Regions from separate parts of the Homo sapiens genome. Here regions 2, 3, 4, 5 and 6 are each linked to region 1. The links are chromatin loops, found by intact Hi-C in ENCODE. Cell type or tissue: endothelial cell of umbilical vein. All regions are shown on one strand.

What was found. Peaks named below come from ENCODE experiments on the same cell type or tissue, not always from the same donor. Only the 100,000 strongest peaks of a DNase experiment are listed, where the experiment ranks them.
Region 2: it touches region 1 in a loop (13-fold over the local background); 110 of 110 quality-filtered maps call a loop at or near these places.
Region 3: a loop joins it to region 1, with 4 times the contacts of the local background. A loop is called at or near these places in 6 of 110 quality-filtered maps.
Region 4: a loop joins it to region 1, with 7 times the contacts of the local background. A loop is called at or near these places in 5 of 110 quality-filtered maps.
Region 5: it touches region 1 in a loop (2.8-fold over the local background); 3 of 110 quality-filtered maps call a loop at or near these places.
Region 6: it touches region 1 in a loop (10-fold over the local background); 30 of 110 quality-filtered maps call a loop at or near these places.

What each region holds. Positions count from the first base shown.
Region 1 is chr7:39,577,847-39,582,846 of GRCh38, reverse strand. It overlaps a transcript of YAE1 not described here. Among named protein-coding and RNA genes, the nearest start is that of YAE1, 14 kb to the right of the region's middle. RefSeq lists enhancers at 2,400-2,449, 2,470-2,549. In endothelial cell of umbilical vein, a CTCF peak has its summit at 2,250 (motif pointing left); a DNase peak (open chromatin) is centred at 2,216; H3K27ac peaks cover 529 bases.
Region 2 is chr7:39,743,604-39,748,603 of GRCh38, reverse strand. The region is part of intron 1 of LINC00265 (long intergenic non-protein coding RNA 265); the gene reads right to left. Among named protein-coding and RNA genes, the nearest start is that of LINC00265, 13 kb to the right of the region's middle. In endothelial cell of umbilical vein, a CTCF peak has its summit at 2,212 (motif pointing right); a DNase peak (open chromatin) is centred at 2,243.
Region 3 is chr7:39,686,525-39,691,524 of GRCh38, reverse strand. It overlaps RALA (RAS like proto-oncogene A), which reads right to left. Exons shown (of 5, transcript NM_005402.4): 2 at 4,744-4,894; 3 at 935-1,143. The coding sequence starts at 4,857. Among named protein-coding and RNA genes, the nearest start is that of LINC00265, 45 kb to the left of the region's middle. RefSeq lists an enhancer at 2,401-2,695. In endothelial cell of umbilical vein, no CTCF peak of the experiment used is centred here; a DNase peak (open chromatin) is centred at 2,714; H3K27ac peaks cover 1,219 bases.
Region 4 is chr7:39,894,335-39,899,334 of GRCh38, reverse strand. It overlaps LOC101928688 (a long non-coding RNA gene), which reads right to left. Exons shown (of 9, transcript XR_001745176.2): 9 at 97-1,638. Among named protein-coding and RNA genes, the nearest start is that of CDK13-DT, 53 kb to the left of the region's middle. In endothelial cell of umbilical vein, a CTCF peak has its summit at 2,811 (motif pointing left); a DNase peak (open chromatin) is centred at 2,804; H3K27me3 peaks cover 1,464 bases.
Region 5 is chr7:39,648,709-39,653,708 of GRCh38, reverse strand. The region is part of intron 1 of RALA (RAS like proto-oncogene A); the gene reads right to left. Among named protein-coding and RNA genes, the nearest start is that of RALA, 28 kb to the right of the region's middle. In endothelial cell of umbilical vein, no CTCF peak of the experiment used is centred here; no DNase peak of the experiment used is centred here.
Region 6 is chr7:40,049,623-40,054,622 of GRCh38, reverse strand. The region is part of intron 7 of CDK13 (cyclin dependent kinase 13); the gene reads right to left. Among named protein-coding and RNA genes, the nearest start is that of MPLKIP, 82 kb to the left of the region's middle. In endothelial cell of umbilical vein, a CTCF peak has its summit at 1,930 (motif pointing right); DNase peaks (open chromatin) are centred at 1,972 and 4,792; H3K27ac peaks cover 355 bases.

The DNA of each region.
Region 1 (5,000 bases):
GTCAATGGCAACTTACTTTGCCTGACTTTCTCAAGTTGTCCCTGGTTACTTCCTTGGAGACAAAGCAACCTGTGATGAGGTCAGAAGTATCATGTTCACACTAAAGAGGCAAGGTCTCTGATGAGTAGCTGAGTGAAATCCCATCTCTGACCTCAGTGCTTCTGCTACCTTTCATGAAGGCCATCCTTTGTTCCAGCACACTGACAGAAATAAAAAACGCTCTCTAAGCTGACAAATGGGGTGGGTCATAAGTGAACATTGTGACAGATTTCAGACATCATACAGACCTCATATTGGCCTATAAGATAAAAATCACAGACTAATAATATATCGTTTGGCAGCTTGAATGACAAAACAATGTGATTTTAAATGAAAATACTTTTAATTGGCTTCTACAAATGAATTAAATGAGTTTTCCTTCTACATTCAATTCTATTGCAGTCATTTCTAAACAGCTGATAGGTTAAAATTATATGGTTAGTTAAAATAACTATTTTTAACTAATTTTTTTTTTGGCTGGGCATGGTGGCTCATGCCTAGAATTCAAGCACTTTGGGAGGCCGAGGGAGGAGGATCACTTGAGCCCAGGAGTTCTAGACTAGCCCAGGCAACACAGTGAGGCCCTATCTCAACAATGACAACAACAAAAATGACAACAACAAAATTAGCCCGGCATGGTATAGTCCTATCAATAGTCTGATCTTTCCAGAAAGAATATCACCAAAGTACTAATCAGAACTACCTACAGACACAGTTCTCAGAAGCTGGTGTAGTGCCTGTAGTCCCAGCTACTTGGGAGGCTGAGGCAGGAGGATTGCTTGAGCCCAGGAGATTGAGGCTGCCATAAGCTGTAATTGTACCACTGCACTCCAACCTTAGTGACAGAGTGAGACTCCATCTCTTAAAAAAAAAATTAACTTTTACTTTTTAAAAAGCTATTTTTATGGTTATTTTCTTGTTTTTTATTTTTTTTTTGAGACTGGGTCTCACTCTGTTACCCAGGCTGAAGTGCAGTGGCAGGATCACGGCTCACTGCAGCCTTGAACTCCTGGGCTTAAGCCATCCTTCTGCCTCAGCCTTCCCAAGTAGTTGGGACCATAGGTGTGCACTACCATGCCCGGTTGATTTTGTATTTTTTGTAGAGATGCGGTCTCCCTATGTTTCCCAGGCTGGTCTTGAACTCTTGGGTTCAAGTGATCCACCTGTCTCAGCTTCCCAAAGTGCTGGGATTATAGGCATGAGCCACCGTGCCAGGGTGGTTAGTTGTTAATAATAATTTGCTGTTCCATGGTGTAATTTTTAATTACAGGTTAGAGAGTTTTTGGTTATTTCAGAATCTGATTTTGGAAGAAAGGTGTTTTGCAATGCCTCCAAATAAGAAAAAGAAGATATTTTATTTTCAGGTTATTTACATTATACCCCAATTTCAGTCATTTTGCTTTATTGGCAAAAGCTATCATTATACTATTGTCAAATCTCTCATATTTCATTATTACAAGCAATTTGACAACTCATTTGTTTTGTGTTTAAAAATCTATCTAGAACCATATATTTCTTTTATAAATAACAAAGCCATGTTACATAGATAACGATGACTATGTCATTAATAAGGAAACAGGCTTAACTATTCTAGAGTTGTATTTGATGAGAGGAAAACCTAGTTGGTTGTCGATTTGTTGACTAAAAAGAGAAGAGTTGTGATATATTTGAGTAGGTTAACAAAGTTGTTGTCTCTCCCTATGTTTACATCCTGAAAAGTTGTGTTTGTGTGTGTGAGAGAAAAAGAGAGAGTGAGATCAAGAGATGAACTGCAAGTGTTGTTTGAAACAGTTTAGGTGCAGTCCTGCTTGGCAAGTAGAGATGCTTCCTGCAGGTGAGGTTAGAATTTTACATTGCTTCTGATTGAAGGCTGCATGCTTTGGGTTCTAGGTGTTTACTTTTAGGCCTCAGAGCTTTGGAAAAAAGGTGCTTTTTTCTTTTGAACAGGTTTTCTTATGATCAGTTATTTTGATTTAGAAAAATTCTCAGCCTAGAATTTAAACAAGAACAGGAGGATCCTAATTTCTTATTTGTCGACATACCCCAAAAGCCCTCCTCATCCACCCAACTTCACAAATGGCTCAATCTGTCTGGTATAGCTTTAGGGATAATCACTAGCTTCTTGTACTTGTGACCATGAGGTCTAAGCAAAGGGCACATTACCAAGGAATGAAACACGTGCTAACTTATCAGGGTGCACGAGCACCACCTAGTGGCCTTGAACTAACTCAACAGCTTCTTCGAAAGAAAGAGGATCCAAAGGTCCAAGGCCTCTCTCAGTGGTGAGTTGCATACACATGCATGAAAGCACCAGGATTCAACTTCCGCAGAACTCAATCTGTAGGTAGTTCTGATTAGTACTTTGATCTTCTTTTTGGAAAGAGCAGACTATTTATAGGGCAAGAAAACGGAGTGTTACACACTGAGGACTCTTGGCTCTTTTTGGCAGATCTGCAGCAGTATGCACATATGTGAGTGGTGAGCTAACACCCTTCCTTTCAGTTGAATAGGAATATGTAAAAGCTAGACACATCATCACAAAATGAGTGACATAAACTATCTTCCCGTTTGGAGGATAGAAAGTCTAAGAAGTCCGAGGAGAATTTAGTTTCTCCTTTAGTATATGTGCTAAACCACTTTCTACATAATATTCTCCCCTCGAGTAGGCAGGGACCATCTCTTTTTCTACATGTATAGCAAACAAATCTGGTAAATTTTTTGTTCCTTATAACTGTTGGTTATTATGCTTTTTTTGTTTTTTTAGACACAGGGTCTCACTCTGTTGCCTAGGCTAGAGTGCAGTGGTGCGATCACAGCTCACTGCAGCCTCAAGCTCCTGGGCTCAGGTGATCCTCCCACTTCAGCTTCCCAGGAGGCTGGGACTACAGGTTGCATGCCACCATGCCTGGCTATTATTATTTTGGTAGTGACAGGCTTTTGCCATGTTGCCCAGGCTGGTGTGGTCTCAAACTCCTGGGCTCAAGTGATCCTTCCAACTCAGCCTCCCAAAGTGCTGCGATTGTAGGTGTGAGCTATAGACACGTAGCTCGGCTATTACATACATTTTTAAAATAAAAATAATACTTGCTGACTGGGGAAGACTTGAAAAATGCAGAAAAGCAGGATTTTTTTTTTTTTTTGAGACAGAGTCTCACTCTGTTGTCCAGGCTGGAGTGCAGTGGCGTGATCTCAGCTCACTGCACCCCCACCTCCTGGGTTCAAGCGATTCTCCTGCCTCAGCCTCCTGAGTAGCTGGGATTACAGGTGCCTGCCATCACACAAGACTAATTTTTGTATTTTTAGTAGAGATGGGTTTTTGCCATGTTGGCCAGGCTGGTCTCGAACTCCTGACCTCAAGTGACCTGTCCACCTCGGCCTCTCATAGAAAAATAGAAATTAACAGCAAAGTAAACACATAGCTCACAGTCCCCCTACTAAACACAGTCACTGCTACCATGTTATTATTTAGTAAGCATCCACCCTGAGTACACACTCTGGAACCAGGCTTGCCTTGGTTTAAATCTCAAGTGGGCCATTTAGTAGCTACAAACTGGACACATTACTTAGCCTTCTTGGTGCCTCGATTTCCTAATCTCTAAGATGGGCATAAAAGCAGCTCTGCAGGAGAGGGCTATTATGAGGATTAAAGAAATTAATATATGTAAAGCTTTTAGAATATAGTGCCTACATATAGTAAACACTGCCTGCGTTAACCATTACTTCCCCTCTCTTTTTCCTCCAGCTCCTTACTGTTATTAGAACTATGCACCAGGGATCCTGCTAGAAACTAACATCTTGGTTTGTTTTCACCTAGTTTTTGCCTTTGTGTAGTTTCTTTCTGCACTTTCTTAGTAGCGGAAACTATACTAAAACATAATTTTGTATTTTTTAAAGTTTTGCTATATTGTAATATTAACTTATTCATTGTAAAATTTGTAATGACTGGTAAATGCTATTATATTAACGTAACTGTTTAGCCTGGTGTATGACGATGTAGTCTCCGGAATTGGTGGATTCTTGGTCTCACTGACTTCAAGAATGAAGCTGCAGACCCTCGCGGTGAGTGTTACAGTTCTTAAAGGTGGTGTGTCCGGAGGTTGTTCCTTCTGATATTCAGACGTGTTCGGAGTTTCTTTCTTCTGGCGGGTTCATGGTCTCACTGGCTTCAGGAGTGAAGCTACAGACCTTCGCGGTGAGTGTTGCAGCTCATAAGGCAGCGCGTCTGGAGTTGTTCATTCTTCCAATGGGTTCGTGGTCTCGCTGGCCTCAGGAGCGAAGCTGCAGCCCGTTGCAGTGAGTGTTACAGCTCACAAAGACAACACAAACCCAAACAGTGAACAGCAGAAAGATTTATTGCAAACAGCAAAAGAACAAAGCTTCCACAACATGGAACTAGACCCTTGGGCAGCCTGCAACTAGACCCTTGGGCAGCCTGCTTTTATTCCCTTATCTGGCCCCACCCACATCTTGCTGATTGGTCCATTTTACAGAGAGCTGATCGGTCTGTTTTACAGACAGCTTATTGGTCCGTTTTGACAGAGTGCTGATTGGTGTATTTACAATCCCTTAGCTAGACATAAAGGTTCTCCAACTCCCTACCAGATTAGCTAGACACAGAGCGCTGCTTGAACTAGACACAGAGTGCTGATTGGTGCATTTACAATCCTCCAGCTAGACATAGAAGTTCTCCAAGTCCCCACCAGATTAGCTAGACACAGAGCACTGATTGGTGTATTCACAAACCTCGAGCTAGACACCAAGTGCTGACTGGTGTATTCACAATCCCTTAGCTAGACATAAAGGTTCTCCAAGTCCCCACCAGATTAGCTAGACACAGAGCACTGATTGGTGTGTTTACAAACCTCGAGCTAGACACAGAGTGCTGACTGGTGTATTCACAATCCCTTAGCTAGACATAAAGGTTCTCCAAGTCCCAACTAGACTCACGAGCCCAGCTGGCT
Region 2 (5,000 bases), 170 kb before region 1:
GAGACTCTGGTTCTTGAAAAAATAAATTAATTAATATTAAATCCAACTAAATATATGGAGCAAAAAATCAAAGTTTGAATTCAGATCAGTTTGATGGTTTGCTGAGCTTGTTGCTGACTAGTCTCTTCTAAGGGATAAGGCCCTGTCTACAGACTAAGGTTGGTACCACACGACCCTGTTCTCCATAGCTATGGCTTATTGGGCACTTGATCCAAGGGTGGCCTATATCAGACTGGCCAGCAATCTATGATGTGGCATGTCTTAGAAACCTGAGCTGGGCCAATCAGATTCCTCATTGAGGAACTGATAGTTAGGAAATAGAGGGAGACTGGGCTAATTCACCATTAGAGCTAGCAAAAGTCTCCTGTGGGCCATGTGCAACTCATGAGTATGAAGAGGCTTAGCCATAAAGGGAGGAGGACAGAATGGACAGATTCACAAGAAAGCAGCAGAGAGGCTGTGAGCAAGAGAGCCTGTGACCACTGGGGGAAAGGAACAGACTGGTTCTGGATGATTCTGTAGTTCCAGTGCACATGTGTCCTTAAAGTCAGCTCCCTTTTCCTTGAAATATAACTAACTCATGTGGGTTTCTTTCCTCAACCAAAGAGACTTAATGCAAACCAGCAGCTCTTTTTCAATTAGAAAAATTGACTATTAACTATCATTGTTTCTAATTAGAAAAGCAAGCAAAAACTACGTTATTTTAATACATTCCAGCTTATATACAGAAAAAAATATAGTTTAGTAGCAAGTGTGGATCTGGGTTTTGTGGGGCCTGAAGTTTATACAGATTACAGATACAGATCTTTTAGAAAAGAATGCCAAATTATAGGTAAAAAATAGGTAGAGGGTCCAGGAGGGGCCTGTGAAAGTCAGGAGCCTTGAACCTGAGCTTCACTAACTGCATGGTAAATTCAGCTCTGTTTAGAAGAAAGAACATGATCCTAAGGCTAATGTGGCCTTAGGCACTTTTTAAATTTAAATAACAACATTTAACTTAAATAAAAAGTGGACCCCAGAAAATTACATACTGTTCCCATACTTTGGTTGAATGCTTTTTAAGCTATCGCAAATGAACTTTTCTTGGCCAGCATCAGTACTTTTAAAAGGATGAAATAAAATGGAATAGAAAGGAAAGCCTCAGGGTGCATTGTATGATGTAAGGATGACTATTGTAGTGTGAGACTTTTGTTTCCATTTTATAAATATATAAGTCAGTGATTCGCAAACTCTTTGGTCTTAGAATCCTTTGTTCTCTTAAAATATACAGAGGACTATTATTGTTATTGTTTTTAGAGACCGGGTCTCACTCTGTCACCCAGGCTGGAGTGCAGTGGTGTGATCATAGCTCACTGTAGCCTCCATGTCCTGTGCTCAAGTGATCCTCCCACTTCAGCCTCTCAAATAGCTGGGACCACAGGTGCTTGCCACCATGCCTGGCTAATTTTTTCTTTTTTGTGTGTGCGGAAACTGGGTCTTGCCCAGGCAGGTCTCAAGCTCCTGGCCTCCAATGATCCTCTTGCTTCACCCTCCCAAAGTGTTGGAATTACAGGCATGAGCCACCACATCTGGCCCAGAGGAGAATTATTTAAGGTTAGCACCTAGAGTTAAAAAAAATACACACATACACACACAGACACACACACACACACACACACACACACACACACACACACACGGCCCCAAAATGTTTTTGTTTATGTGAGATATATATGTTGATATTTACTGTATTAAAAATTAAAACTAAGGCCAGGCACAGTGGCTCATGCCTGTAATCTCAGCACTTTGGGAGGCTGAGGCAGGTGGATCACCTGAGATCAGGAGTTGGAGACCAGCCTGGCCAACATGCTGAAACCCCATCTCTATGAAAAACACACAAAAAAACTAGCTGGGCGTGGTGGTGCATGCTGGGAGGCGGAGGTTGCAGTGAGCTGAGATCACACCACTGCATTCTAGCCTGAGCAACCGAGGGAGACTCTGTCTCAAAAAAAAAAAAAATTAAATTAAAACTAAGAATTAAACGTATATATATTTATTAATTGTTGTTGTTTTTTAGAGAGTGGAATAGTAAAATCACAAGAAGTGAAGACATTTAAGGAGGCATCGAAACCCCTCAAATATAAGAGAATCACATTTCTTTCTGACATTGGAAAGGCTCTTTTTCTCAACACTTAATGTGGGGAGGATCTGATTAACACAACAGGAGAAAAAGAGTGAAAGAACTATGTTGCCAGGAGGTGGCGCCTGCATGCAGCTGGGAGCCAGGAGGAAAATGACGGGGCAGAGAGGCAGCCTTCCTGAGATGAGAGGTTCCCAAAGGATGCTGGCAGCAAGGAAACTTCAGGGCGAGGGCGGGGGATCTTCCTGGCCCAACAGCAGATCAGAAAACGGAAGAACAGCTTTTTTCCATCCCTCACTACCGCCCCAGCATAAGCAAGTGGTTTTCAAATTCCTTGGGGTGCACAAGAATCACTGAAGATGTGTTGAAAATGTAAATGTGATGATAGGGTCCACATCAAGATTTAGAGCTGCAAAGTCTGCATTCTAGGAAGCTTCCCAGAGGATCCTGTTGTACGTGTGGTCCTCAGACCACAGCCATAATTATTTTAGGAGAAATGAGCAAACTTTACAGCCCTAGGTTTGCATGTAAAAAAACTGACATCAAATCTCACCTCTCAGTTGACAAAGGGCTTTCACATCTAAGGTCTTATTTAAGATGCAGAATTACCCTTTTATACATGTGGCAACCGAGTAGCCTGAGCCAGCCCGCAACCAGAACCCTCAGCTTTCAAATCCAGTGCCCTTGCCTTAGCCCCAGGCAGCATCTCCAGGGCCCCTGGTCAACGAGGATACCCGGCTTGGATTACCTTGGTGGTTCTCAAAACATGGTCCCTGGACTAGAATCACCTGGAACTTGTTAAAGCATAATTTAGGGGGCCCCCTTCTAGACCTGCTGAATCAGAGACTCAGGGGTGGGCCCAGCATCTTGTGTTTAATAAGCCTGCCCAGTGATGCTGAAGATGTAGGCTGAAGTGCTGGGTTACCTTGGCCAGACCCTGGAACCTAAGTCATCCTCAGCATCCAGATCCTCGGGGCATACTGCCAAATGGAGCCAGCCGTTGGACAAATCATGGCGGGTGGAGGGGGGTGGAGGAGTGGACTAGGCAGGGCTTGTTTCTAAACCTTTCCCTGTGGTCAGGCATAAACCAGTGCCTTGGGGCCCATGTTTTCTGCTTCTCTGCCTGGACACACTGTGCCCATATTTCCACCCTGCCCCCCGGGAAATTGAACTGATATCAGATAAATGTGTATCTGACTCAGCCCCACCCCTTCTCTTCTGCAGGCCATATAGTTGCTGCTGACCTTCAGCTCCAACCCCTGCTCAGGTCTTGGCACAAACTGGCCCTAAGAGGGAGGGCTTGAAGGAGCACCAGCCCCACCCTTGGGGAAGTAACTCATCTTCCTCATCTGCCTGCCTGGGTCTCTGCTGCTGGCCAACACATGCTTCTAATAGTGGCTGTTTGGCTCTTGAAAGCTGAGAATTCCCTGCCCCCACTTAGAGGTACCTGATACCTTGTCTTGTCTGCAGAGCCAGGCTCACACATCTCCTTGGTGACATCTTTCCAATTATGCATCCCACCCTCTTTACAGGAAAAGTGAGCAAGTTCTTCCTTTGGGCTCCTGTGACACCTTCAGCTTACCTCACAGCATTCACCTCACTCTATTATAATTCTTTATTTACTCTCTGAAGTTCTTTTTGGATTCCTGGCCCCAGGCAGAGCTCAGTAAATGTTCCTCATGTGGGATGAATGTTCGATTTCCTCCTAATCACCGGATGAGATCAGTGCACTGCCTTTTATGTATCTGGATTCCTGCTACCTGGAGAGGCAATGCAGGAGCTCAACAAATGAGGGTGACCATGAAGGTGGGAAGAGAACCAGAGCAGGCATTATTGCCTCCTGGGTCTTTCCCACACTGGGTTGAAAGCTTTAGACCCTTCCTGCACTCTCTCTTCCTTTTACCTTTTTAGGAACCAGTGTCATGTCCCTGGAACCTTGCTCTGCAAACCTTGGCTGCCAAATCTTGCAAACTATTGAGAGAATAGCAGAAAGGATTCTGAATAAGGAGATCAAATAATTTATCGCTCAAACTGTGACACTTTGGAGAGTGAACGGGGCAGTATTAATGACAACAGGCGGCCGGGCGCGGTGGTTCACACCTGTAATCCAGAACTTTGGGAGGCCAAGGTGGGTGGATCACGAGGTCAGGAGATCGAGACCATCCTGGCTAACATGGTGAAACCCCGTCTCTACTAAAAAAAAAAAAAAATACAAAAAAAATTAGCCGGGCGTGGTGGCGGGCTCCTGTAGTCCCAACTACTCATGAGGCTGAGGCAGGAGAACGGCGTGAACCATGGAGGGGGAGCTTGCAGTGAGCCGAGATTGTGCCACTGCACTCCAGCCTGGGCGACAGAGTGAGACTTGGTCTCAAAAAAAAAAAAAAAAAAAGACAACAGGCATAAATAGGAGTGTCACAGGCAAATTGGGAGACATGGACACCCTATCTCTGAGCCACGGAGTGGCTTGGCCCACCTGTGTTCAGGAGCTAAGTTTGGCTCAGCTGGGCCCAGGTAGAAGCGGAACTGCAGACAGTGAAAGAGGTCTCATGGCTGAGGCAGACAGCATTTTTCCATGAAAACTAGTGCCAAATTTTGAACTATGGGCAGGCCAGAATAATGAAATCTCAAAGGTCACCCCCAGCTGCCTCAGGAATGTCTTCATTTTGGGCAAGTCCTCTACCTTCTCAATGGGCCCCACAGTTAGAGCCCCCTACCTCCAGCATGTCCAGATGTTGAGGGACCTCAGGAAGTCACCGACCTAGTTACAATCCTCAACCTGTCTGGCCTTTGTCTAAAAATCATTTTCAGATGCTCTATCTCTTTTGGGCCACACAATGGCTTTCCGGGAGGAGAGTGCTTGGAATGATGGGACATCAGGACA
Region 3 (5,000 bases), 110 kb before region 1:
AGGTTTCCCAGCTTCTTTCCCCTCCCGGATCCTCTGCACTAACCACTGCCCATGTTCCTACTTTGTCACTAACTTGCTCTTGGTTAAATGCCTTATATATTCATCTAGGCTGTGTGAATCTTGAAAATAGAGGATACATTGCATGCTTCTTTTCTGTCCTCCATAATCAAGTAAGACACTTCACACAGAAATAAAAATATGTATCATTTAATTAAAGAACACTTGATTTATGCATGTAGTATTTGCAAGACCACGCAAGAACTCTATGCCAAATACCTCTTAAATATAGAGGAGCACCTCTTTCCCCTTCACCAAAACCACCTCCTCTAAAACCAAATGGATTCCAGATTTTAATTAAACAATAAATAATAAAAAATATTATATAACAATCTAATGTGCCCATCTACAGAGATATTATTTCTATTAAAAATTCATTCATTCTGAAGGTTCCCATGTAATAAGAAAAAGAAACAAAAAATTCAGTCTGTGCTATCAGGGCATCTATATTTTGAGGAGGATGGCAACGTGCCTACTGAGCATTACATAGGTGCTAAGAAACCATGACTAACAGAGAAAGATGTAAAACCTGAGTAAGCTCCATTATGTGCTCTAAGTATGAACTGTTATGGCAGTAGTAGTTTACACTAAAGAGAAATACTTCAGTAACTCATAGAGACTCTGGGTAACTGAAGCTGTCACAAAATCAAACTCCAATACAGGTGACACCGGGAGAGCTGTAAGACTATGCAAAGTATCCTAACTGTGTGTACATAACACAGTAGAGAGAGTCATATACTGATATCAAAAAGGGAATAAACACAATTAGAGACAGAGTAAAAGACTAACAAGTTAGAACCTCTAGTTGTCTACTTGTTTCTGGGGAAGAAATTGTTGTATAGTATGTCACAAGCAACAACATTACTCTAGGACATACCTGAAGTCAGCTGTAGCTGCAAAGGATTCCATTTCTGTAATAGAGAAAACACAGAGGAACCCCTCCCCACTTCGGAAGTAGTTGTCTCTAATTGCAGCGTAGTCCTCCTGCCCAGCTGTATCTAAGATATCGATCTGGACTTCCTCCCCATCTAGCACTACCTTCTTCCGATAGCTGTCTGCTTTGGTAGGCTCATAGTCCTCCACAAACTAGAAAAGATAAAAACACACCAATTTTTTAATTATTACGTTTCAAAACTTATTTTGAAATAATTATAAATTCATGTGAAGCTGCCAAAATAGTACAAGAAGAGTTCTGTATACCCTTTGCCCAGATTCCTCCAATGGTAAAAACTACACTAATTTTAATTTTAGACAATTTCTTGGTTTCCTCATTTGCAAACAGAGAGGGCTGAGTTATTACCTCTAGGCTGTTTACAGCTTGAAAACAGCTTTTCTTCCTTAAAACACAATACCTGCAAAAACTATTACACATATATTTTACCAAATTTATAATAGTCTTTTTTCTATGTAACTCTGAATATAAATTTTCATGCTAGAACTGTGGAAATAACTTAAAGGTCAATATTTTGGTAAGCACTGAAAGTATCATTAAATCCTTTCTTTTTCTAAAATGAACTAAGTCAATAAAGTGATTTACACTACTCAACAGAAAGTCAAATCTTAAACTTTATGAGACTTCTTCCCAAACTTTTGATTTTTTAAATAGTACAATTCAACAACTTTACATTCCCACTCCTATCGTCAGCCCCATAAATCTCACTTTAATATACCTTGATAAACCGTAGGCAGGCAGATGATAAGTATGTGTATATGTACGCAGACAAGGCCTTACTATGTTGCCCAGGCTGGTCTTGAACTCCTGGGCTCAAATAATCCTACTGCCTTGGTCTCCCAAAGTGTTGGGATCACAGGTGTGAGCCACCAGGCCCGGCCTATCTTTTGATATCATTGTTAGCATGTATTCATTTACACACAGACATTTGTGGGTTTTTTATTAGCTCTTGTAAATATTTTCATTATCTGATACATTCTTATTTATTTGCTATGACTGTATCTTGTCATTAGAATTTAACCCCTCAGAGCAGGGACCTTGCATATGCTATTCATCATTATATCTCTAAAGCCTATAACAGTGCCTGTTACATGGGAGATACTCAATAAATAATTATTTTAAAAATGGACACAGTGTATTTGTAACTGTAAAAGTTAAATAACATTCCACCACATTTACATGCTATTAATGTGCTTAGTCATTCATTACAAGTTAGGCATGTGGGCTGGGTGTGGTGGCTCATGCCTGTAATGCCAGCAGTTAGGGAGGCTGAGGTGAGTGGATCACTTGAGCCCAGGAGTTAGTTCAAGATCAGACTGGGACACATGGCAAAACCCCGTGATATGGTTTGGCTCTGTGTCCCCACCCAAATCTCATGTTGAACTGTAATTCCCAATGCTGGGGGAGGGATCAGGTGGGAGGTGACTGGATCATGGGGGCAGATTTCCCTCATGCTGTTCTCAAGATTGTGAGTTCTCACGAGATCTGATGGTTTTTAAAGTGTGTGGCACTTCCTCCCTTGCTCGCGTGTGCTCGCTCACACTCTCTCTCTCTCCCTCCCCTGTCCCAACATGTGAGGATGCACTTGCTTTCCCTTCACCCTCTGCCACAATTGCAGGTCTCCTGAAGCCTCCTAGTCATGCTTCCTGTTAAGCCTGTGGAACTGTGAGTCAATTAAATCTCTTTTATTCATAAATTACCCCAGTGTCAGGTACTTCTTTATAGCAGTGTGAGAACAGACGGATACACCCCGTCGCTACAAAAATATACAACAATTAGCTGGGCATAGTGGCACATGCCTATAGTCTCAGCTACTTGGAAGGCTGAAATGGGAGGATCGCTTGAGCCTGGGAGGTGGAGGTTGCAGTGAGCTGAGACTGCATCACTGCCAGGGCAACAGAGCAAGACGTTATCTTTAAAAAAAAAAAAAAAAAAATTAGGCATGTGAATATTCTTACTTTTGGCTTCCTTATTGTCAAGAGGAGACTGATTTAAGGATTAGTCTGAGAGAAGATTAGCTCTTAAATAAACAGTATGAAACAAAGAATTCAATGAATAAATCAGTAATTTCATTTAAAGTACCATTTCAATCCACTCTCCACAAACTTTTTTTTTTTTTAAGAGACAGGGGTCTTGCTCTGTTGTGTAGGCTGGAATGCAGTGGCACAGTCATTGCTCACTGTGACCTCCAATGCAAATGATCCTCCTGCCTCAGCCTCCTAAGTAACTAGGAAAACAGGCATGCAGCACCACGCCCAGCTAATTTTTTAATTTTTTCATAGAGACAGGGTCTCACTTTGTTGCCAGCTGGTTCAAGCTCCTAGCCTCAAGTGATTCTCCAGCCTACGCCTTCCCTAAACTTTTTAATTCGCTCACTAACAAGCATGGCAACTGACAGATTTAAGGGTTTTATGTATGTGTGTAAAAAGAATGGTGAGACACAGGCAACAGAAAAAGACATGGGGGGTTGGGTGCACTGGCTCATACCTGTAATCCCAGCTTTGGGAGCCCAAGGTGGGAGGATCGCCCTGGGCAACAGAGTGAGAACCTGGTCTCTATTTAAAAAAAATAAAAGGTAAAAAAAGAGATAAAGACATGGGGTGGGAAAAATCTGTAGGGATATTTTTAGTCAAAAGACTAGGTTTAACACTTTGTTGCTCATCACAGATCACTTTTCTTGGGTAAGCTGGGTAACTCTCTGAGGTTCTGTTTTCACATCTGTAAAATGGGGATATCACCATCTCCCACACAAGATTGTTACGAGGACTAAGTTGTCTGCAACCATAAAACCTGGCTTTTGTTGGGAGAAAACAGAAGTGAGGATAAATGCTTACATTGGATTACCAACTCTTAAATCATTAAGACTTGATAACATTCCTGCAGGGAAAGACTATATTGCTATATATAGGCTACACCTTAACTCAGGGATGATGAAGTCTGATATGAATACATGCATACAAATCTGTAACCTGTGTGGTAATTATAAATTTTAGTGACTTGGCCTGCTTAATGATGAATGTAGTGCCATGCCAAACACACAATAAACGACTTTTTCATCAAGTTTATTAAAAGAATTTTTTTTTTTTTTTGGGATGGAGTCTTGCTCTGTCGCCCAGGCTGGAGTGCAGTGGCGCGATCTCGGCTCACTGCAAGCTCCGCCTCCCAGGTTCACACCATTCTCCTGCCTCAGCCTCCCGAGTAGCTGGGACTACAGGCACCCGCCACCATGCCCAGTTAATTTTTTGTATTTTTAGTATAGACGGGGTTTCACCGTGTTAGCCAGGATGGTCTCGATCTCCTAACCTTGTGATCTGCCTGTCTTGGCCTCCCAAAGTGCTGGGATTAGGCGTGAGCCACCGTGCGTGCCCAGCCTAAAAGATATTTTATATATGTTAACCTCAAGTCTCTCTTAAGTATTATACACACCACTTCTATTAATTAAAGGTAGGAATCGCCAATAAAACCTAAAAACAAAAAAGCTAAAGTTAGATTACTAAAAAAAGGCGTACTGTTTTTAGTTTAGCTTTGTTTTTAAAGCCTGAGGTTTTTAAGGACCATAAGTTCCTGATTTGTAAAATCAAGTTATGTACAGATGGCTCTAAACACAAAAATGAAAAAAAAATTATTAGTAATTTCAAGGATTCAAACAATCCATACAAAATAGCACCAAAACTAAGCTAGGGAAATACTCTCTGAAAGCCTAAACTTTGATCCATTATAAAATTAGCACTTACCTCATCGTACATGAACTGTAGAGTCAGAGCTGACTTGCCCACGCCACCACTGCCCACCATGATGACTTTGTGTAAAGCCAAAGAATTCTGACCCTTGGGCTTATTTGCAGCCATTTTGTGTCTCAGTTTTCACCAAAGGATTAAGAAGAATCTAAGAAGAATGAAAGAATAAGTAATGCTCAGTACATTCTTCTTTAGAATTCCAGTGTAAGAAAGAGATATGTCCTTAGAGTTCAATATACTAGTTTTCAATCTGT
Region 4 (5,000 bases), 320 kb before region 1:
ACTTTTTTTAAACCTTTAAAGGATTCCTTTAAAACTTGAAGACCATATTTTCTCACAGCTAGGTCACTAACAAAGTCACCTGGAGCAAGATAATCATTTGTTTATTCAACATTTATTGAACACTGGGAAAAAATGCAGAAGATAAAAATGAATGGTCTGTGGTCTCTTCCCTCAAGGAGCACATACTCTAGTAGGGAAGTTATAACTGACTGTTCTAAGAGCTATAAATAGAGGTGTGAGCTTAGCCCTATGGCTCAGAGATGATGGAGGAGGAGGAGAAGTAGGAGGAGGGTGGAGGCATTGGCAGGGCAGAATCACAGGTGCCTGAGCTAAGTGCCGAATGTGCATGAGTTTGTCAGACAAATGATAAGGATGGGCATTCCAGGCAAAGAGATCAGCATAGACAGAGATAGTGAGGCACAAAACGATATGGCAGAGTAAAATAACTTGAAGATGTTTGGTGTGGCTGGCTTATTAGCGTTGTCAGAGTTAAGGCTGGTAAAGTAGGCTTTGCATTGAAAGGTCTCATTAGCCATGACAAGAAGACTGGGATCTTCCAAACTAGTAAGGAGCCACCGAAGGATTTTAAGCAGAAGGGTGACCTTGTTACATCTGTATTTTTCAGTGTTTACTATGGCAGTGGATGGAAGACAATGTAGGAATGAGACCCAAATCAGACACATTTTTAGGGAGGCAAATTGAGTGGGCCTCAGTTTTCTTATTGAAAAAAGGGTAGTGGAGTGGCATAGGATTAAATTAGGCATCACAAATGCAACTGCTACCAGGGCTGGACAGGTCCTGTCTATGCATCAGGTGCACTGGGGGTGGTTGGGAGCTGCATTAAATGAATAGAACACACTCCATCTAAAATGGGAGCCATTCTTGAAAGAAGACCAAGAAGAATAAATACACTAATAAAATAGAATGCAAGAGGGGCAGCAACTAGTCAGCCCAGGCTATTTTCTGTAGCTATTTTCTAGTTTTTTTCCCCAAACAGCCCCTGAATCACTTTTTGTGAAGTCTCCTAATTTTTCTATGTTGGTAACTAATTCCAAAGTAACAGTCAACATCAGCAGCAACAAGATTATGCATGGTAAATAAGTATACTCTGCTAGCGTTCACTGGTTTGGGACTTTGGGATATGATAAGCTCTAGGGCCTCTTCCAGCTCTAACAGGAAAAGACTCCTCCGTATCCCGCTAGCATTTGTGCTACATTGTCATTGATGGTTCACAGTAAGCCAGTCACATGGATGAAAGTCTCTAGGACTATTCAAACAGGCATAACCAGATATTTCTGGGGTTGGCATTTATTCATTGATATTTTTGTGTATTAATTTGTTCATTCAACAAGCATTTGTATAGTGTCAATTACATGCAAAGCATTGTTGAACAGAAATGGAGAGATGAATGAGAAAAATGAAACTTGGGGTTGAGGAGGAGAGATTGGGACTTCCTTACAAGGAGAAATCTGTCATTTCTTACCTGTTACCTCTGCCAACAGATCTTAGAGGAGAGACTTCTGCAGCTCGGCCCAGGGCCTTCGTGTTCAGCCTTTCCTGCTCACAAAACACAGATGTGAGCAAGCTTGTTCCTCAGGGTCCCCAGGACTCTCAGGATCTGACTTCCTACTATTCCATCTGGAGGAAAAGACAAATGACAAGAAAGGAAAAGAAGGCAATGAAAATAACTTACTGCTTAAGAAATTGGGTTATTGTCACCATTATGAGGCTTAAGTAACAGGTGACATGTGTTAAGAAGAGTTTTTTTTTTTTTTAAGTCAATCTAGGATTTTTTTTAAAAAAAAGAACAAATATGAAAATGCAAGGAGTAGAAAAATGTGTATTGTGTGGAAAATGCATAGAATACCTCTGGAAGGATATATGCACACAGAAACTGGCAATTGAATTCTATTTAGTTTAATTCCATTTAACTAATTTTATTTTGTTCCATTTAATCAATAGAGAGCTTGAAACAAAATCGAGTTATAAACTAAGAAAGTTAAATATACCATGAAAGCAAAGAAAAACAATAATTTACCATTTTAAACCAATTTTAATGTAACATTTTAAACACAATGGTTATTTTATAAGAACTGCAGAGAGTTTTAAAATTATAATATCCAGCGTTGTCCATATAATTGAGAATAGTGTCAGAAGCTTTAAAGATATGTACAGTACAGTATACCTTTTGTTGTTGTTTGAGAGAGTCTCGCTCTGTTGCACGGGCTGGAGTGCAGTGACACAATCTCAGCTCACTGTAACCTCCATCTCCTGGTTACAGGCTGTGAGCCACCGCACCCAGCCAAGTATACCTTTTAACCCAGCAATTATAGTAATAAGAACTTATCCAAAGGAAATCATTTAACATGTGTATAAAGATTTAACTCGGCCAGGCGCAGTGGCTCACGCCTATAATCCCAACACTTTGGGAGGCTGAGGCAGGCGGATCACCTGAGGTCAGGAGTTCGATATCAGACTGGCCAACATGGTGAAACCCTGTCTCTACTAAAAATACAAAAAATTAGCCGGGCGTGGTGGCAGGTGCCTGTAATCCCAGCTACTAGGGAGGCTGAGGCAGGAGAATCGCTTGAACCTGGGAGGTGTAGGTTGCAGTGAGCCGAGATCGCGCCACTGCACTCCAGCCTGGGCGACAGAGCAAGACTCTCTCTCAAAAAAAAGTAAACAAAGACAGGAAAGCATCTGAGACCCAGGAAATGGAGTTTAAATTGCAAAAGAGCCAGCCTGGTGCCGAAGATTGGGAATGGGAATTCAATACGCTTCTGCGAAATTCCCGTGTGGTGCTGCCACCCACTGGACAATTAGGAAATTAAACTGAAACTTTGCCATAAAGCTAGTTTTTCCATTAGAATAATATTTTGTAAAAGAGCTGACACTTGCTGTATTTCTATCATAATACTTTTTTCCTAATGCATTTGCTTGTGCTTCCTAGCTCAATGATAATCATTGGAGACATATGAGGGGGACAGGTATGAAGAGACAAGAAAATGTCAGTTACTGAGAAATTAAATCAAAGACTTGTGTATTCTAGACTCAGCCTTTATGAGTGTGAAAGATCTGTAAATCTAGAACTCGATATGCACTTGCTACATAGTCACTTACTCACAAAACATATGCTGAATTAAAACAATAGCAAACATTTGTTGAGTGTTTACTGTATGTTGTATCCATACTTAATGTGGATAGAGTATTTTATGGATAAAACATGAATATAGTGCTTTATGGACACACACTTTATGTGGATTAATTTATTTAAGTCTCACTACAACCCCCAAAAGTAGGTGCCATTTTTGTCCTCATTTTACATTTAAAGAAACTGAGGCATGAGGATATTGAGTAACTTGCCCATGGTCATGAAGCAAACGAATAGTGAATTGGGAGTCCAGCCCATGGAGTCTGATCTGGAAGTTTGTCCTCTTAACCTCAAGGCTAGTGGTTCTCAAAGTGTGGCTCCTAGACCAATGTCATCATCATCCCCTGGAAACTTGATAGAACTGCAAGTTCTCAGGCCCCTTTAGAGACCTGAATCAGAAACTTGGGATGGAGCTGGATGCTGCGGTGTATACAGTGCAGTCCCAGCTACTTGGGAGGCTGAGGCAGGAGGATAGCTTGAGGCCGGAAGTTTGAGGCTGCAGCGCACTATGGTTGCACTTGTGAATAGCCACTGTACTCTAACCTAGGCAACATAGCCAGACCTTGTCTCAATAAAAGAAAAACAAAAAAAGAAAATCAAAATGTGAATCAGAGGATTCCAGGTGATTCTGCCACAGGCAAAAGTTTGACAACCACTGACTTAGATTATGCCATCACCAAGTGTTAAAGTATTTAAATAAAAGTAACTGGTTCTAGACTTATCCTACAGATCAAGAATAAACAGTGTGGTAGACATAACTACACTGTCATTTATGTGACATCCCTGGTGACTGTCAGGGATTCTCTGTTCATCATAACTGTGTTTGATTGGGATAATGACCCCTCTGGGGAGGAGAGTCCAAGGATAGAAAGGTGTGGGTGGTTCTGAAGAGAAGCAAAGGCACCCACCCAGGTGTCCATACTAGAAGTTGGCAGCAGGGAATACATCCACCGTGGCACTAAAACAGAGAACAAAGCAAACATGAAAGCAAAGAAATTCCCTGGGCAGGAGGCTTGTTTTCTTCAGTTTGACTTCCAGGGAAAGAATGGAGGGGATTCCCCAGCAAGAGCAGGGCGTCCTATCCCAAGTGTGTGGCCTGGGCTTGCAGCAGTTGAGCTAAGCTGGAACAATGTCTCCCAGCATCCCCTTCCCTGCATAGTTCCAGGCTGGCATGGCCCACAAGAGACATCTTGGGTGGAATTTGGAAGACAGAGGTGAAACAGCAGCTGTATCCCTTCTGTGCTCAGCTGACTGGCTCAGGCTCCAGCTACCATCCCAGCACATGCTCGTGTTGTTGCTTTTCTGTTGGCTCACCTTGTTGGTGGCAGCCCGTGGCTCACAGCTCCTCCATATTTTGCTGGAGCCTCTTTCAGCTTCTCTGACTCTTGGGCCAGATGTATGTTTGGTTCCATAGTGGAAGGCTCTAGCTTTCCCTATAGGACACCTACTTCCTTGAAATTGGAAGCTTTCTAAAAGACCTATGTGGGCTCCAATCTGTCCTCTGGCTCCAGCTTTGGGCTCAAGAGTCCCAGTTTATCCTTGCTTTCCTCCACTTCATATCCATCCTCATCCTCATCCCCAGAGGACCTGCCCTGCAGACTTCAGGCCCCAGAACCAGCCATCTACAGACTGTTCAATGTTGACAAAAAAAAGTCAAGTCCTGTAAAATATTTGAAGAGATTTATTCTGGCCCAAATGAGGGTGACCATGGCCCGTGACACAGCCCTCAGGAGACCCTGAGAACATGTGCCCAAAGTGGTTGGGGCACAGCCTAGTTTTATACATTTTAGGGAGACATAAGACATCAAATACATGTAAGATGTACATTGGTTTGGTCTGGAAAGGTGGG
Region 5 (5,000 bases), 71 kb before region 1:
TGTTCAAAAAGGTCCTAAAAAATAAAATGGAATTGTGAGGGAGAATTCTGCTGAGCTGAGGTGACACTTCATATAATTATTCTAAATAAATAAATTCTAAATAAATTATTCTAAATAAATTATTACAACTAGGTAGGAGGATTATAGGAGCTCAGGAGTTTGAGACCAGCCTGGGCAACATAGCAAGGTCTCATCTCTACTAAAAATGTTTTAAAAATTGGCCAGGCATGGTGGAACACATCTGTGGTCTCAGTTCTCAGAAGGCTGAGGTAGGAGAATGGCTTAAGCCAGGTAGTCAAAGCTGCAGTGAGACATGACTGTGCCACTGTACTTCAGCCTGGGTGACAGAGCAAGACCCTATCTCAAAAAACAATAATAATAGGCCGGGCGTGGTGGCTCATGCCTGTAATCTCAGCACTTTGGGAGGCTGATGCAGGCGGATGATAAGGTCAGGAGTTTGAGACCAGCCTGACCAACATGGTGAAACCCCATCTCTACTAAAAATACAAAAATTAGCCAGGCATGGTGGCGCATGCCTGTAATCCCAGCTACTCAGGAGGCTGAGGCAGGAGAATCGCTTTAACCTGGGAGGTGGAGGTTGCAGTGAGCCGAGATCGCACCACTGCACTCCAGCCTGGGCAACAGAGTGAGACTCCGTCTCAAAAAATAATAATAATAATAATAATAGTTTGAGACCAGCCTGGCTAACAATAATAATAGTTTGAGACAAGCCTGGCTAACATGGCAAAACCACATCTCTACTAAAAATACAAAAATTAGCCATGTATGGTGGTGCATGCCTGTAATCCCAGCTACTTGAGAAGCTGAGGTGGGAGAATTGCTCGCACCTGGGAGGCAGACGTGGCAGTGAGTCAAGATCACACCACTGCACTCCAGCCTGGGCAACAGACCATCTCAAATAATAATAATAATAATAAAATTAATTAATTCAACTACATCAAGATTTGACTACAAAGAAATTCAAATCCTCTGATAGGCATTTACTAAAATCACTCTAGAAAGTAGCAAACCTCTGTAAAACTTTTCTTGCTTCTTACCTTATACAGGTATTATGAAGTTTAGGAGTCTGAGGAATATTAGAATTGCTTTATTCTTATATCCACTCCAACAGGTTTATGTTACTCCTATGATTACAGCAACTGAACAATTTTTGCAAATTAACTGAGGATTTGAATATCCTAGTCATCCTTGAGAACCCAATAAAACCAACGGACCTTCATCCCTAGAAGCCCTACTATGGTCCTGTTTAAAAACTAATGCAAATATCATAAAACTTATACCTACAATTATTACTTTTGGTGAATTTGTATGTGAATTATTAGTAAGAATTGATATGGGGTGGGGAATGGCTATTACAGTTTGAATGTTTGTCCCAACTCATGTTGAAATTTAACTGCCATTGCCACAGTATTAAGATGTGGGACCTTGAAGAAGTGAGTAAACCATAAGAGGCCACCCTCATGGGTGGGATTGGTGCCCTTATAAAAGGACAGGTTCATCACTTTTCACCTTGCCCTTTCACCCTCTCTTGCTCTGCTGCCATAGGAGGACACCACATTCCTCCTCCCTAGAGGATGCAGCAATAAGGGACCATCTTGGAACCAGAGACTGAATCTGCTGATACTTTGATCTTAAACCTCCCAGCCTCCAGAATATGAGAAGGAAATTTCTATTCTTTACTAATTACCCAGTCTGTGGTACTTTGCTCTAGCAGCAGGAAATGGACTGAGACAATGGCTATCAGTGTCATGATTATCCATAGAAAATTAGCGATAAGAATATTTATTGTAACATTATTCATCATAGTAAAAAATTATGGATAGCCATGAACCATAAAACAGTCGTTTAAAAATGACACTGAGTACTGAATAACACTGAAAAACGTTCAGAAAATAAAAGCTGCTTACAAACAGCATTTATATATTAACTTTATTTTGAACAGATATGTATTACTACAAACATGAAAAAATTAGATAGCAAAATAAAATTTCACTAAGAGTAATCTGAACAAGGGAATATGAAAAATGTTTAACTTCCAGGGCTTTCTGCCTAACTGTATTCCAGTTTTCTACCACAAATGTTACTTTTGTAATCAGGAAAAAAAAAAAGCTTAGTGAAAAAGGAAAAATATTTAAAATATTTGTGGTTAGGCTCCAATATAATCAAACTGTCACAAATAGCTGCTTCAGCAATTGTAGAAACACTGGTCACATGACACGGAGTTTTGCAGACACTCAAGTGGATCAGTGTGGTGAGGAGCCTCCAAGATGGCTTCCAACAATCCCCACACATCCTAGTATTCACGCCCTTATGTGGGCTTCTATGTTGTACCAGGGTCGGTCTGTGTGACAAATATACAGATGTTCCTTAACATACAATAGAGTTACATCCCAACAAAACCATTGTTAGGTTGAAAACATCATAAGTCGAAAATGCATTTAATACACCTAGCCTACCCTGAACATGCTCAGAAGACTTATATTAGCTTACAGTTGGGCAAAATCAACTAACACAAAGCCTATTTTATAATAAAGTGTTTGTTGACTATCTCATATAATTTATTGAATACTGGGTTGAAAGTGAAAAACATAATGATGGTACACCATTGTAAAGCTGAAAAATCCTAAGTCGGGGACTGTCTACGATACAGAAGTAAAGGCATGTCACTTCCAAAGATTAGGATATAAAAGGCTGAGGCTTCTGTCCTGGGCACTCTGTCTCATTACTTTCTACAGGGGAAGCCACATTATGACTAGTCCAAAGGAGAGGCTGATGTGGCAAGGAACTGAAGCCTCCTGCCAATAGCCATGAATAAGATACGAAGCCGACTCTCTAGACCCAGCCAAGTCTCAGAAGTCTGCAGCCCTGGCTGACACTTTGATTGCAGCCTCATGGGAGATTCTAAGTCAGAACCATCCAGCTAAGCTGCTTTCACATTGCTGACCCACAGGAACTGTGGTAATAAATGTTTGTTGTTTTAAGCAGCTAAGATATTGGTAATTTATAACACAGCCCCAATAGATAACTATATAGTTAGCTTACAGTTTGAGACTAGGGCCCCTTCCAAGAACCCGCCTTAGGAAAAAGCACCGAGACTGCAAGTCTAAATTCAAAGTTCTGATTTTCTATGTGGTTTGACCAAAACCAGAAAAGGGGTCTTACTACCTTCTTCAAAATGTTCAATTCCCTAGATTTGATACCTATTTCTTCCCCTCTCCCACTCATATTTCATCCTATCTTTTCTTCAGTTACTGTAAATCTAAGGGTTGGCAAACTCTTTCTAGTAAATATTTTAGGCTTCTCTGCAGCACTACTCAACTCTGCTGCCATAGTTTGAAAGCAGTCACAGACAATACCTAAATAAATGCACAAGGTTATGTTCCAACAAAACTTTATTTTAAAAACAGGCAGCAGGCTGAATTTGGCTCCAGAGCTGGGGTTTGCCAACCCCTGCTATAAATGAAACTGATCAAGATCCTAGTAAGCCCGATGCTTCCACTCATGCCGATCTCATTCCCTCTAGCCAACTCAACAGAGACTGCTCCAGAAATTCTCCCCCTTTCATCCATGAATTTGTTCCTCTCTACTGGATTCAAATGTATTTTTTTCTATCTTAAAAATAAAACAAAAACTCTCAACCCTACTTCATTTCTCAAACTCACTGTCTCCAATTCTGTTCCTTTTATTCTCTCCCAAGCCTACTCATATAAAGCTTTTGTTAAGGTCACCTCCACACTGCTAAATCCAACAGTCAATTTTCAATCTTCGTTATACCTCACTTATCAGTAGCAGCTGACCCAGATCATCACTCCCTCTTTCTTAAAACATTTTCTTTATTTGGTTTCCAGGATACCACAATCACCTGGTTTTCCAAAGTCATTATGGCTTCTCTTTTTCCATCCATCTCTTTTTGGGCCTCTTTTTTCTATCTACATTCATTCCTTTCATGAGTTCACTTAGGCTGTTTGAGTTGCTGTAACAAAACATGTAAGCCTGGGTAATTTATAAAGAACAGAAATTTATTTCTCATAGTTCTGTGGCCTAGAAGTCCAAATTGAAGCAGGTTCGGTGTCTGGTGAGGACCATCATCTGCTCCAAGATGGCACCCTGTTGCTGCATCCTCCAGCGGGGACGAATGCTGTGTCCTCACTAGGAAAAGGAGCAGAAGAGCAAAAAAGGGCCTAGCTAGTTCCTTTAGCCTTTTTATAAAGTTGCTGATCTCATTCATGAGGACTCTGCGCTCGTGAACTAATCACCTCCTATTGGCACCATCTCTTAATATTGTTGAATTAAGGATTAAGTTTCAACATGAATTTTGGAGGCAACACAAACATTCAAACCATAATACTCAGTATAGCATCTATATGGGGATGACATCCAAATTTATATCTCTGGATTTCATCTCTCCCCTGAACATCAGATTCACATGTAACTGCCTACTTAACACATAAAACTAGTTGTCTAATAGGCAACTTAACTGTCCAAATTCCAAACTGTCCAAAACTCCATGCCTGGTTTAACCTACTCCAACCTGCTTCTCTCTTAGCTTTCCCTCTATCAGTAAATGGCAACCTCATTCTTTAGGTTGCTCACACTGAAACTCCTGGAGTCATTCTTTTATTTTTATTGAGACAGGGTCTCGCTCTGTCGCACAGGCTGGAGTGCAACGGCATGATCACAGCTCAGCACAGCCTTGATCTCCTGGGCTCAAGCGATCCTCCCACCTCAAGCCTCCTGAGTAGCTGGGATTACAGGCGCATGCCACCATGCCCAGCTAATTTTTGTATTTTTTGTAGATACTGGATTTTGACTTATTGCCTCTACTGTCTCAAACTCTTGGGCTCAAGTGATCCGCTTGCCTCGACCTCCCAAAGTGCTGGGATTACAGGGGTGAGCCATTGCACCTGGCCCCTTGGAGTCATTCTTAACTCTTCTTTCACAGCCCACAACTGATTGGCTGGCAAATCTGTCACCTCTAC
Region 6 (5,000 bases), 470 kb before region 1:
CCCATCTCTACTAAAATTACAAAAATTCGCTGGGTGTGGTGGCAGGTGCCTGTAATCCCAGCTACTTGGGAGACTGAGGCAGGAGAATCGCTTGAACTCAGGAGACAGAGGTTGGGTTGAGCCGAGACTGCGCCATTGCACTCCAGCTTGGGAGACAAGAGCGAAACTCCATCTCAAAAAAAAAAAAGTCATCAGACTTTAATATAACTTTCATGGGAAAAATTACAGGTAATTTTAAATATTTGTTGCTATCAAAATATTTTTTGTTTATAGATTTCTCATTAGATATTTCAAGAGCTTTCAAACTGCTTAAAATATAATTAAATCCAATATGACAAAGGGAGATTCAAAAGTAGAAATATCACATAACTTCCTAATCTGCTGGAAGATTAAACCTACAGCATAACTCATTTGTCAAAAATATATTTGGAGGATGCAAAGACAAAAAGCAAAATTCAGCAGACCCTTTACTAAAAAAGAACTCTAAAAATTGCCATCAGCCTAATGGTACCTCTAAAGCAGACTTGAGAGGCCCCTAGAGTTCTCTACCTGGAAGATACTTCTAGGTAATCAAGGCTGAATTCAGAGTCTTACCAGAGAAGCACTCCCATATAATGAAAATAATCTTTCTGTCAAAAGATCCTGAGCTCTACTACTTATTGGTTGTGTGATCTTGCAAATGCACTTAAATTTTCTAAACTTCTGTAACTTTAAAATGTACATAAGAATGATACCTACATCATCCATCTCAACTTTCTTTTAAAATAATTCTTGTGAAAGGAAACTATGTATAATAAAGTGATGTACACAAACGTTAGTTAAGTTTGTTCTTTCCTTTTCCCTTCTTTTTCTTAAAAAAAAAAAAGAAAAATGGTGGTAATATAAATTATAATCATGTACTATAAATAATACATAGAATGAATAATATACTCTAAACACATAAAAGAAGATGTGCCCAATGATGCCTGTGGGATTCAGGACAGATTTCAAAGGCGGTAGGGCCTGAATTGCACACTGAAAGAAAAAAAAAATTTGTCAAACTCAGGTGAGAAGTATAATTACATACAAAAGAAACAGCTTATGTAGATTCACAAAGGCATTCAAGAGCACAGCAAGTTTAGGGAACTACAAATAGTTCAACATTGCTATTATCAGGGGGGCTGGAATGGCAGAAGAGAAGACCATAAGGGAGAAAGACCAGAGGACAGAAAAACCAATACAATTCTATTTACAATGGCCTATATGAGGTGACTGGAAACCTTTAACTAAAACGGGAAATAAAGGAAAAGGAGTAGACATTTTTCTGGGGAATGAAATAGATAGGTTTTGTAACAAGGTTTAATTTAGGGTACCCAAATCACCTGGGTAGAGATTTCCAATAAACAAAAGGTCTGGAGACCAGAAGAAAGATCAAGGATTGGAATTCAGTTTTGTAAGTATTCAGCAGTAATGTCTCGGATGATATACCCCCAACAGAAGGAGGGGGGAATTCTTTCCACTTTATATGCTCAAAAATGAAGACTACTCCATTAGAGTTGAAGGGAGAACAATTTAATCTTGATCTTACAGTTAAAAGTCAATGATCTAAATGAGATCTCCTTTCCTGAAGCTTGTTTAATCATATTATTTATTGTCATTCATCTGTTATTAGTAATTTTTTTATTACCATGGTTCCAATCTTGTCTAGTGATTCTCAGAAGATCCTTTTCATTACCTAGAATCCCCAAAGCTCCCTGCACTCATCTGCATCAGGAGGATCCTCCAGATGAAGATCACCTTCTCCCAGATCAGCATCAACCAAGCACTTATCATGAATGCAGTCAATGTTTTAGGGAACATAAAACACAAAAGAATAAAATATGGTAATACTATCTTCCTCTCTCATTAATACCTTCAACTTTAGGAAAATTTAGTTTTGCTTTCAATAACAATGTTCTGAAAAGCCACTAGATGGCGATACTGCCTTCAAAAAGGTGTGTGCGTTTTGGGAGGGTGGTATTAGTGAGCTAATGCTCTAAGGCCCTTTTCATTTTTCCCTTCTCTCTCCTTACTGGATCATCATATGGAAATGTAGTATGCTTTCTGGTTATTGTTTAAAAAACTTTCATTTTGATCATAGTAATATTATTAAAGATACGTTTTTCAGGGCTGGGCACAGTGGCTCACACCTGTAATCCTAGCACTTTGGGAGGCAGAGGTGGGTAGATCACTTGAGGTCAGGAGTTCGAGGCCAGCCTGGCCAACATGGTGAAACCCCGTCTCTACTAAAAACACAAAAATTAGCTGGGCGTGGTGGCAGGTGCCTGTAATCCCATCTACTCAGGAGGCTGAGGCAGGAGAATCGCTTAAACCTAGGAGGCGGAGGTTGCAGTGAGCCGAGATCACACCAGTGCACTGCAGCTTGAGTGACAGAGTGAGACTCCGTCTCATAAATATAAATAAACAAATAAAGTGTCACATTATAGTTTCTTCTCTAGAAAATGAGGCTAGTTTCAATTAATATGGAAAACTTTTTTTCATACAGGACGGTCACATAAAGAGAGAAAGATACTCCATCCTTTTGAAAACCACTGGAGCAATGACTTGGTAAAATAAAAACTAAGAAGAGGGAAACATTGTAGCTGTCAGAAAAACTATACTTAAAAAACCATATACTAAAAGATGAACAGTTAATGAAGAAATGGGGCAAAAATCTCTATTCTCAAGTTTTAAAATTCCCAATGCAGAATGGGACAAAGTATAAATCCCAATGTTCAAAATGAGAAAATGACTGAAATTTAAGAAATCATTTTCCCCTCTAATTTTAATCCAGTGGTTCTCTTTCTTTCTTCAATAGGCACATGAAGAGCAGATCCACATTGGTCACAGACCCCCAAGTACTAGCTGTAACTCCACCCAGCTTTCCTCAAATTCAAAAAAGGAACATCCAAAATCTAATGAGAGCTGTGGTTGATGCTATTACAGTTGTAAGCTGAAAACTGCTCTATTTACAAACAAAAAACCTTACACAAAATTCTTGAACAATTCAGTTATTCGATCTATATTAACTACTTAGAAAATAAAAACACTTCAAAGTGACTTTATACTTGCATGAGTATTACAGTAAGGCCCTACCTGGCTCTCTGTTTATAATGAAGCAGAAATATGAATGAAAAATCATTTGTTACATATTTATCTCAAAAAATATCTAGAAAATTTGAGACAATACAATAAATCTGTTAAAGGTAGATTTCTTTTAAAATCACAGTTATTAAGGTTCACTAGAGCAACATATGTATTTTAAAGGTATTCCATTATATTAATACTACCTCTCCAGGAGATTCTGAAGAAATCAGAATTATTCTCTTAAAAAAAAAAAAGAGAAGTTTTAAAGGAGTATATAAACCCCATAATGATAGGATATTTGCTCTTAAAACAAAATGACAGACTGAATTTTCCTCTTATACATTTAACTGAGCAGAAAAATTCAGTATACATTACCTGAAGATGCAAAGTTATGGGACTTTAAAACTCTGGTTCTCTAAACTCAAAATTTCTACATCAATCCAGCAGGGCAACAGGGACCATGGCCCAGTGAACACACCACACCCCGGCACTCCAATGGAACCCAAATTATATTTTAAAATGAAAATCAATGGGAAAATTAAGCCTCATAATATAAAATTTGGCTTTATAATCAGCTTTTCTGAAACATATCTATTCCAAATGTGCACAAATATCTGCATAACAAGAATCTATTAGATTAAAATGGTAATTAGCTGTTTTCCATTCCATAGGAAAGGATTTACATAATTAACAACAGACACAAACTTATATTAAGCAAAATCTAACTACAGTGAAATCTCAACCAGCTTAGCAGATAGAATTCTTAATTAACCAGAACTTGCCCAAAATAATAGCCACATTAATTTAGTCATATATATGCTTCTCAGCTGGGCATGGTGGCTCATGCCTATAATCCCAGCACTTTGGGAGGCCAAGGCAGGCAGATCACTTGTGGTCACGAGTTCGAGACCAGCCTGGCCAACATGGCGAAATCCTGTCTCTACTAAAAAATACAAAAATTAGCTGGGCATGGTGGTGCACATCTGCAGTCCCAGCTACTCGGAAGGCTGAAGCTGGAGAATCGCTAGAACCCGGGAGGCGGAGGTTGCAGTGAGCTGAGATCACGCCACTGCACTCCAGCCTAGGCGACAGAGTGAGACTGTCTCAAATAAAATAAAATACATATGCTTCTTAAACAGCAGAAGAAAAAAATATACTTCAAGTTAAGTTTTGGATTAAGTACAGTTCAGACCAATTTTTCCTTTCAACTTCTACCAAGAGGCACTATTATATATGACAGAAAGAATAAAAAATTGCGAATTGAAAACTTAACTATACACCCTTGGCTCTGCTAACATTTTTTGATCTTTAAAGTCACTCAACCCTTCACAATAGCCAGGATAGGGAATCAACGTTAAGCGTCCACTAAGAGATGGACGGATAAAGAAAATGTGGCCTGTAATCCCAGCTATCGGTAGGCTGAGGCAGGAGAATCACTTGGACCCCGGAGGTGGAGGCTGTAGTGAGCTGAGATTGCACCACTGCACTCCAGCCTGGGCGACAGAGTGAGACTCTGTCTCAAAAAAAAACAAAACAAAACAAAAAAAGGAAAATGTGGCATATACGCACAATGAAATACTATTCAAGTCTTTAAAAAACAAGGAAATCCTGTCATTTATGACAACATGGATGAACGTGAAGCGCATTGTGTTAAGTGGAATAAGGCAGGCACATAAAGACAAATAACTCATCATTTCACTTATACGTGAAATCTAAAAAACCTCAACTCATAGAGGTAGAGAGTAGAGCTGGTAGTTACCAGATACGGGGCATAGGGAGTATGGGGGGAAGATGCTGGCCTAAGGATATAAAAGTTCAGTTAGACAAAAGTAAATTCAAGAGATTTATTGTACAACTTGGCAGCTACACTTAATAACAATGTATTCTTGAAAATT